Linked DNA regions of Mus musculus: region 2 is linked to region 1. A link is a contact called in ENCODE Hi-C or POLR2A ChIA-PET data. All regions are on one chromosome and are shown on one strand. The core of a region is the stretch at or near the end of the contact, and the rest is flanking DNA. Distances in the headings are between cores, read along the strand shown.

Region 1 (5,292 bases), core at 2,022-4,521:
CAAGAACTCACGATAGACCGAACTTGTTGCAAACCACATGAGGCTTTATTCGGGGAAAGCCAGAGCTCTGGGGATGACTCATATCCCACGCAGGGGTAGAGGAGTCGACCTCGAAGGAAAAGAGGTCCCAGTTTTTATAGGCCCTCAGGGGGGAAAGGAGAAGGGGGAGAGTAGGGGATTTCCAGATCTAAACAATGTCTATTCTCAAGAAATGGGTATGGGAGGGGTACAAGGAAAGAGTTTGGTGCAGGTGCAGCAACTCAGGATTGGCTGGGCTGTGGTTGCTAGGGAGATTTTCTGACTCTTTCTCAGCAACCAATATCACAAACACCTGGCAATGGGCTTCATCAGTGGGCACACACATGAGTCAAGGAACGGTCAAAACATTGGCAGACACACAGGTTCAAGGAGTGGCCAGAGCATTGTGCGCCTCTATTTTTCTAAATCAGTGAAGCTAGTTCTGCTAACAGTGACATCTATCTTGCCAATTTCAGGGCTTCTGTGACCTTTCTGTGTCAGGATCTTTCAATGACTCTTAGCTTGTGTTGAGGTGACACAGAACCAGCCAGCATGCCACCTCTGCCGAGATGGTTGGGCTGTGACGACCTGGTCCTGCTGGAGCAGATGTTCAGGTGGTGAATGTGAGCTGAGAGCTCTATGGTTGGAAGAAGCTGCTTCTAAAAACTGGGGAAAGCTGGGGGGGGGGGGGCTGACTAGGAAGTGTCTGCTGCACAAACATGGATAGCCTGATCAGGGAACCCCATTGTCATGGAGGTCAGTGGAACTGCCCCCCCCCAAAAAGCCTCACCCTAGTCCCAACTCCAAAAAGAGTCACCGAATTTATGGATAGTCTCTACATAGTAAGGGGATTTGTTATGACGACTTACAGTCTGTAGTCCAACTCCCCAACAGTGGTCAGCTGTGAAGTCCAAGGATCTAGTAGTTGCTCAGTCACACAAGGCTAGTAGATTCCAAAAGATGTGCTGGCAAATGCAAGCCGGCAAAGAGTGAATCTTTCTTCTTCCAATGTCCTTATGTAGGCCTCCATCAGAAGGTGTGACCCAGATTAACGGTGTGTACCACCATGCCTGAATCTGGGACTTGTTTTGTCCCAGGCTGACCTTGAACTCAGAGATCTCTTTGCCTTAGTCTCCTGGGATTCATAGCCACTATGCCTCAAGATCTCCATGCCAAGATCCAAGTCAGAAACTTGTATCTCCCAGCCTCAAGATCTGGATCACAGGTGAGCCCTCCAATTCTGGATTGTAGTTCATTCCAGATAGAGTCAAGTTGACAACCAGGACCAGCCATTACAGATAATTTCCTTATAGTCCCATGTACTGAAGGAAAACATTTTAACAACTTCACTGTTAGAGGAGTTAGGACCTTATAGGCAAGACCCCTCTGGCCTGTTCCTATATTCTGCATAGCTCAACTTGGCCCCAGCAGTGAGGTTAAACCTTTACCCACCCTGGGATTCTCTTCCTCGTGTGCACGTAGAGGTACGAGTGTGTTGTATGCTGGTGTTCTCTACTTAAAGAGATCAAGTCTAGACCCACTCGCAGTTCTACCACCAGGACCAGGATGCTTCTCCAGTATCGGATGCTGAACCTTAGGGTTTTCCTGGATCCTGCCAAGCCTTCCATTGAACCCTGATGCTCTGTTTTGTTTTGTTTTTTAATGGCTGACCCGGTAGTGGACCTGTAGTTCAGGCCCTGGCAGCAGGGATGGGGTTCCAGTTGTAGAGTCTATGTCCTGAGAATGGGGGCAGTCCAGGTTGATCAAAGTCCCCACTTTGCCAAAGCCTCAGTCATAGGGCATTTCAAACTAGTAGCCTGGGATTCCTGAGCCAAGCTCGTGAATATTCTTGTGGGAAACTGATTCTTGTCTCTTAGGAAGGCCTTCCTTTCATAACATGTACATTTTTTTTAAATGTTCCATATGGCAGATAGTTTTTTTTTTTTTTTTAGATTTATTTTATTAATATATGTAAGTACACTGTAGCTGTCTTCAGACACTCCAGAAGAGGGAGTCAGATCTTGTTGCGGATGGTTGTGAGCCACCATGTGGTTGCTGGGATTTGAACTCTGGACCTGCGGAAGAGCAGTCGGGTGCTCTTACCCACTGAGCCATCTCACCAGCCCCAACATGTACATTTTCAAGGGAACATGAGAAACTGACCCAAGAGCATCATGTTTTTATTTTTGAAAAAATTATCTATTTTTATGTTTATGAGTGTTTTGCCTGTATACACATATATGTATGTATGTATGTATGTATGTATGTATGTATGTATATGTATGCAATAGCCTGGGAGGTCAAGAAGGCATTGAATCTCCTGGCACTGGAGTTACATGTGAACTTCCATGTGAGTGCTGAGAACCAAACCCAGGTAGATCCTTTGCAATATCAGCAAGTGCTCTTAGCCGCTCAGCGGACCAGCTTCTAGAAATTCTGTCTCAACAATGAGAAACTATCCCATAGGTCAAACACTAACATGTCAGTTAAGAGACCACCTTCATTTGCCTCATTTACACAGTCAGGAGGCAAACGGAAAGGTGACTAGTCTAGGCATCAGAAACTGAGCACGACCTTACAACGTAGACGACCTTACAACATGGGCAGTTATGTCCAGGCATGATCAATTGAAATTGAGGTACATAGCAGTAGGAGAACAACAGTCCCATCTTGTCTGAAAAACAGTAAGAGAGAGGCTGGAGAGGTGGGGCGCGCTCACGCTCACACACCAGGTAGGGCAAAGGCAGGCATCAACATACGACTTGCAACCACTAGCACCTGAGAGCAACCATTCAGAGGAGCTGCTAAGCTTTCTATTCTTGTAGAATTAGGGGGTCGGGCAGATCGCGTCACCCAGGCATCCCGCAAAGTAGGCGGGTCGCCTCAGATTGCAACCTATACCCGCTCAAAAATTCTTCTCACATAAGCAGTGAGGACTCGGGCGTCACCCCGAATCGTTATTTTCCTTACTCATAAGTTTAAGGCATGAGGAACGTGTCTACGTTCCTCAGGGGTAAGAAATTATATTCTCATTACAAGTATGGTGAGTGTCCGATCGGCTGTATGACTAAAAGACTTGTCCTCTTGATAATGCTTTTTAATGGTTTATGATCGATATAATTCTAATTCCTCATTAGCAAAAGGAGGAGGGGGGAGAGAGAGCCCATAAGGCTCCGGACTCCTCCATGCAAATTAGAAGCGAGCACCGCAAAGGCTCACGGGGAGAGAGGCTCCACCCCTTCCGTCTCGAGCTTTTCGTTTGAGCTGTCGCGAGAGTTGGCCGTCCGGGTTGCCGGAAGCCGCTCTTGACTCCGGCCGCGGGGCGGGCTCGCCGCAGTCGGCTTCTCCTCCGTTCTCCGCTAGCTGCGCGCCGCAAGATGGCCGATCTCTCGCTGGACGAGCTCATCCGGAAGCGCGGGACGGCGGCCAAGGGACGGTGAGCGGCCCTTTCCCTTTTCCTCGAGGCTCGTAGGGGCCTCGCTGCTTCTTGGGGTTCGGGGGCGGAGGAGGGAGCGGCTCCGGGGGGCGACGCCGCTTGCGCCCGCCCCCTGCGTCCGCCGCGCTCCTTATTGGCCCGGCCGCGCGGGCCCAGCTGCTGGTCGGTCCACTGGCTGCTGGGCCCGGGAGGCCCGGGAGGCCCGATCGCAGGCGAGCCGAGGGCTGGGCGGGCCAGGGCCTTGCTCCCCGGAGGATCGGGTCCGGGGGGACCACGGTGGCGCCGTCTCCGCTCGGCCTTTAGGTCCTGGGAGTTAAGAGGGCGGAAGTTGAGCGGAGGAGCCGCCAGCCCAGAGCTGTTTATGGCCAGTTCTGCTGGTTCTCCTATGCCACGGTGCTTAGCCCGACCCGTTTTAAGCAAAGAGCTCTTTCATAGGCGAGACGCCTTGTTCCTTTCACTGTGATATCTGTAATGGTTGTCTGATCGTTTTGTTTTCTCTTGAGGCCGGCTTTCACATAGCCGGAGCGAGCCTCGAACTCGCTGCGTCTCCGAGGCTGGCCTTAAAACGCCAAGAGTCTCCCTCCTCCTCCCGTTTCTCAAGGGCTGAGATGACAGGCCAGTTTGTTTCCGTTTTGAGAGCCGGCGTCCTCCATGTTATCCAGGAACTCCTGATCTCAAATCCATCCTCCTGCCTCAGTCTCTTGAGTAGCTGGTGCTCCAGGCGCTCCGCTGTTGCTTAACTATTTTATTCCGCATTTCACAAACGGGAAAGCTGGAGCCAGAGAGAAAGACTTTCCCAAGGCCACCGAGTGCCCCAACTGAGTTGGCCTCAGGCAAAGACAGACAAAACAGTTCCAAGAGGGTGGCATTGGCATTCATGGATGTATGCCCTGATGTCTTAAGTGAGACAGTCAGACTCAACATACTCTTAAACATCGATAGCCATTTCTAGCTTTTATAAATGTGCAGGTGAAAAAGTGGTTAAGTCGGCCCGTGGTCAGCAGGCATATAGATACACTGCTGTAGGTGTCAGGAACTGTTTTCCTGGGGCTGGAGAGATGGCTCAGCAGTTAAGACACCAACTGCTCTTCCAGAGGTCCTGAGTTCAATTCCCAGCAGCATGGTGGCTCACAACCATCTGTAATGAGATCTGATGTACTCTCTTCTGCTATGTTTGAAGACAGTAACAGTGTACTCACATACATAAAATAAATAAACCTTTTTATTTTTTTAAGGAACTGTTTTCCCAGACACTGATCTGCTCAGCTATGCCAATCCTTCCCTACGCCTGTGTCTAGTAAACACTGTTGCCTCCTACACTGAAAGGAGACAAGCTCCCTCCAATCTCAGTGCCACCCAGCTCACCAGCTCTTATTGTCACATGTCTTCTGGGTCGTAAGAGAGATTGACACCCACAATGATTAAGCCATTTAAAAGTTTTGAGCGGGGCAGTGGTGGTGCACGCCTTTAATCCCAGCACTTGGGAGGCAGAGACAGGCGGATTTCTGAGTTCGAGGCCAGCCTGGTCTACAGAGTGAGTTCTAGGATAGCCAGGACTACACAGAGAAACCCTGTCTCAAAAAAACAAACAAACAAAACCAAAAAAAGTTTTGAGACCTTTTATTGATGGCTAGGCCATGAGTCAGTCACTTAGTGACCATGCTTGGGGATACATTGTTTTTAAAGACAAAACCAATTACATGGGTGCTGGGGAGGAGGTCACACTAGTGAGGAGTTTGGGGTGGCCTGTAATATGTGTTTTCTTGCAGAGGTCAGCAGTGTGTTTCAGACACTCCATGACATTTTATTTGCACTTCTTCATGGTTATTTTAGTTTCA
Region 2 (4,734 bases), core at 188-2,687, about 18 Mb before region 1:
TTTAGAGGCCAGATACGGTGGTACCCCACTGTTTGAGGCAGGAGGATGTAACCCTGTGACAGGGCCACAGATCTTAGCACAGTTGACCCCGTGATGGAAGCACCATCCAGAGTGTGAAACTCAGCCCGTAGACAGCACCACCTGCAACTAAAACAGACCTAATCCACCTAAGTCCACGGCTCTGGGAAAGTCTCAGAGCGTACTAACCTTGCTTTGGCTTCTGTAGTTCTGCTTCTAGCTAACTGTTCTTGCTAACTGAAATGTGTCAACAGAATGTGGTTTTTATCCTTAAAGAGAAAAGACTTGGCTACACAGGGATCTCGTTATAACACCCAGTGTCCTGCTGGCCGGGGCCGGCTAATAGACTTCGTATCGGTTTAAACTGTGTGTGCGCAGTCATCTCTGGTGGACACCACAGAGCAGCTCTAGGCCAGCTTGAGTTGTATATAAATAAAAACCCTATTTCAAAGCACCAACAACCATAACAAAACAATCTTTAAAGGAAGGAAGGAAGGAAGAGGAAGGAAGGAAGGAAGGAAGGAAGGAAGGAAGGAAGGAAGGAAGGAGAAAGCCACCAACAACACTGTAGGATTAGAAGGTAGTGTTGTTTATTATTTACCAGAGACTAAAAGCATTAAAAAAATAAACAAACCGCACTTTGTTTTGGGTTTTGGCTGTTGTTTTAGAGTTGGGTTCTGGTTTGGTTTGGAGATAGGGTCTCATGTTCCTGAGTCTGGCCTGGATGTAGCCAAGGACTCCGGATCTCTCTTGCTTCCAACTCCCAGACACTGGGATTACAGTATACGCCACTGGCTTCAGATTTTTGGTTTTGTTAGGCTGGCCTCAAACTTACTTTGCAGTCAAGACGACCTTTAACCTCCTGACTTTTTTAAAAGTTTATTTACCCTTTATTTTATGTGCACTGGCATTCTGCCTGCATGTACATCTATGTGGGCACGTCAGATCTTGGAGTTACAGACAGTTGTAAGCTGCCATGTGGGTGCTGGGATTTGAACTCCGTTCCTCTGGAAGAACAGTCAGTGCCCTTAACCCAGTCCGCACTTCTAACCTACATCATCACACTTCTGTGATTTCTGGCCTATGCTGGTGTGGTATCTGGGGATCAAACTCAGCTCATTGGGATTGTACTTTTCCCCACAGAGGCACCTCGCCTGGCCCCCACAAGTGTTTCTGGATAAGAGGCTAGCCCTCTCTGTGAAGGGCAAGACTCCCCTCCCCTGAGTCTGCCACACTCAGAAGCCGCTGTCTCTCTCCAGGGCCTGAGAGTGGGAGGAAGGGAGCCATAAGGGGCAGAACTGACGTCACCAGCTCACAAAGCTGCCTTGTCTCTCTGCTTCAGCAGATCTGCTCCTCACTGAACTTCCTGCGCTATGGTGGGGAAGCCCCTTGAAAAAAAGAAAAAAGGAGACGGAAGTGCAGAGCACTCCAAACCAGAACCTAAATGGTAGAGCAACAAACAGCAGCCTGTGCGGGAAGATAATGAAATTTACAAAGCTTCTAGGAAGGCCCATCTCAAGTCCTTGCAGCTGAGAGAATCTGAGCCTGCCACCTCAGAAGTGCCTAAGGATGGTTGTGAGCATGTGTGGATGACTTCTTCAGGAGCCGGACAGCAGGTTGGGAGGCATCTTGTCCTGGTGCCCGATTTTCCCTTTATTTAGTACACATATAAACTTGTCATTTAACAGAAATCATGTTCTTTTCTTTTCTTTATTAGTACCGTGGGTGTGAGTGAGTGTGGGTGCTTGTGTGGAGAACAAGGACAACTTTTGGGAATCGATTCTCTTACCATGTAAGTTCTGGGGACTAAACTCAGGGATCAGAGGTTGCACAAGTGCTTTCACCTGCTGAGACACATCGATGCCCCTCCCCCCTTTTTGAGTTAGGGTCTCATGCAGCCCACAATGGTCTCAAACTTATTTAGCCAACAGTGACCTTGAACCCTGATCCTCCTGTCTCCCTCTCTCAGCTGCTTGGATTGGAGGTGTGTGTCACCGTGTTCAATTAATGAAAGCCAAATTTTAAGTGGGCTGCCACCAGCGGAGGTCAGGGTGTCCCCTTCTGCCCTGTGGTGCATCAGAACCTTCCCATGCAGTGGGGAAGGGAGCCCTCCCCAACCCCTGCTAGGAGAGAACGCAGTGTTTTAGGGATAAGTCTACAGCAGGCACCTCCAAATTAGACAGCTAGTCATTATGAAGACTTAAGTCACCTTTAAAATCATAGTCAGGCATGGTGGTTCATTTGTCTAATCCCAGCACTTGAGAGGCTGACTCACGAGGATTGAGACCAGCTTGGCTAGCTACAGGAGGCCTTTTCTTGAAATGCAAAAATGAAAGGGGGGGTGGCTCACACCTTTAATCCCCACACTAGAGAGGTAGAGGCAGGTGGATCTCTGAGTTTGAAGCCAGCCTGATTTACATAATGAATTCTCAGACAGCTAGGGTTACTTAGAGAGATTCTGAATCAGATAGATAGATAGATAGATAGATAGATAGATAGATAGATAGATAGATAGATGACCTCTGACCTGCATGTACAACACACACACACAAATCACTAAAAGAAACAGATTGAAAATGATCAAAGTGCATTATATATACATCTACGAAGTGTCATAATGAAACCTTTGTTTCCCATAACTAATGAACGCTAATCAACTTCTTATTCCCAAAGTGAACTCATTAATAACAGCTTCAGAATTTGAGGTACACACATCGGCTGGCACTCCTCGAAAAGCCAAACAGTCTCTTTCACGCTCCAAGGCAGAGTAAGAGGTCATGAGCCTACCCTGGAGCAGTCTGAGGTCCCTCAGGTCAAGTTGGGACCTGACTAAGATCACACAGTGCTGAAGGTCGAAGAGCTAAGTGAAAGGGAGGTGGGAGCAAAGGCCAAACCACCGAGTCTCACACCCAAGGGACGAGAAGCAAAGACAGCGGCGGCCCATTATCTGCAGCAGGAAATGTTGGTGATCCCAAAGCCTGGTAAAGTGTCACCCTTCACCTAAGTAAGCAAGCTCAGTAAACTTCCCCGCTGTGATCTCCTGGCCTTCCCAGAATGCCTCTGGTCCCCTCTGAGCGCTCAATTCAACGACAGGGGTGCTGGGTCCTGGCCCCTGAGCCTTAGAGACTCAAAACTGCAAAGCCATTTTAACATCAACCAAAACAGAAAGATCCATTCCATTTCCCCCCCCCCCCCCCGTGGTGTTTGTTTGTTTTTTGGAGGCAGAGTATCGATATTCATCTCAAGCTTCCTTTCACTGTGTTGTCTGCAGCCACAGATCCTCCTGCATCCTCCTGCTTCCGAAATGCTGGGATCAATGTCTACCAGAAAGCATCCGAACTTGGGGATCATGGTACATCACTTCTGTAATCTCAGAGCTGCAGACGCCGAGGCCAGAGGATCAGGAGCACAAGGCCATCCTCGAGTCTATGGAGAATTTTGGTTTCTTTTAAAACCCAGTTATGTTGTGGGAATGAGTGTGTGTGTGTGTGTTGTGTGTGTGTCTATACCTATCTATCTTGCCCCAGAGAACCAGAACCCCTAATCATCAAGAAGTAGTCTATATACACCCCCTTTCTCCTCTAACTTCTTTCTCTCCAACCTACTGTTGGGGTTTGTAATAAAAGTCGGGAGGTAGACGTATAAGAACCTAATAAAGTAGTTTTTTTTTTTTTTAAAAAAGCCAAAACTCAACTATATTATGTAGGGAGTTCAAGACTACCTTTGTCCACTTGAGACTCTTTCTCAGAAAACACACATGAGGGCTGGAGAGATGGTTTGTTGGTGAAGAGCAATTGCTGCTCACTGCTGTATAGCTCGGGGTTCAGGTCCCATCACCCCTGTAAAGCCAGGCATCTGCCTCTAACCAGCTCTGAGGGATTACACCTCTGGCTGTGTGCTAGGAGGGCCACATGCATATAAATGAGTAAATAAAACCCTTCTTTAAAACCACACGAAAAGAAAGTTTCCAAATCACCAGGAATTCAGAACTAGGATAAGAAAATTACGTCAGGATGGTAGGCTCAGAACCCATGAGCAGCCACTGTCTAGGTGGCAGGACGACTCAGAATCAGACGCGAGTTTAAGTAATTTTTGTTATTTATATATTTATTTGTATTTATTGAGACGCGATCTCCTATGTAGCTCAGGTTGGCCTGGAACTCAAGATCTCCCTGCCTCCGCCTTCCGGAGCTAGGTTTTAGGATTGTGCCAAACCTAAATCTGCATTTCTAACCACCTCGAAGGTGTTCTGCGTGTCCGGACCGCATTTCTGAACCTCACTCGGCAACCTCCCACTGACCCTACCCTTGGATAGCAGGAGTTAGGTACTGAGGCTGGGATTTGGCTGGGTGAGGCCGGGCACTTGCCAGTTGGCAGTTAGATGGGAGGGGAAGTTATCTGTTCACAACCTCAGACGCCTGGGACAGAGCCTCGGGGCTCGCTGCCGCCCAGCCCGCCCTGAGAGCTGCTGGCCTCGGGCTCTGAGGTCCGCAGCCCCTCCGCCACCGAGCCAGCACGTTGCACACCGTGGCTTGCTGCTCTCGCCCTGCGGAGCAGGTGGCTTGGAGTGGCGATGGCCTGGGATGCGGGTGGCCTTGGGTGGCGGTGACATGGGGTGGCGGTGCCCTGGGGTGGAGCTGCCCGCGATGCAGTCTGGCCTCGGACCGTGCACCCAACGTGAGCGGCCTCGCATGCCGGGGTTGGGAGCGGAGTCAC

The links. A loop is a pair of places that touch in the nucleus more often than their neighbours do. ChIA-PET counts read pairs that join two places held with the same protein, here RNA polymerase II (POLR2A).
Region 2: a loop to region 1 is called in a map of T-helper 17 cell, with 6 times the contacts of the local background. The contact joins the promoter of I730030J21Rik here to the promoter of Poldip3 in region 1. A Hi-C loop is called at or near these places in 1 of 37 maps with a recorded cell type or tissue (T-helper 17 cell). POLR2A ChIA-PET finds 5 or more read pairs at or near these places in 1 of 5 experiments (embryonic stem cell).

The regions. Positions count from the first base shown.
Region 1 is chr15:83,147,357-83,152,648 of GRCm38, reverse strand. It overlaps Poldip3 (polymerase (DNA-directed), delta interacting protein 3), which reads left to right and starts at 3,271. Exons shown (of 9, transcript NM_178627.4): 1 at 3,271-3,454. The coding sequence starts at 3,396. It overlaps Rnu12 (RNA U12, small nuclear), which reads right to left and starts at 3,004; the gene lies at 2,855-3,004.
Region 2 is chr15:100,729,440-100,734,173 of GRCm38, reverse strand. It overlaps I730030J21Rik (RIKEN cDNA I730030J21 gene), which reads left to right and starts at 1,437. Exons shown (of 3, transcript NR_045782.1): 1 at 1,437-1,634; 2 at 1,736-1,810; 3 at 3,290-3,669.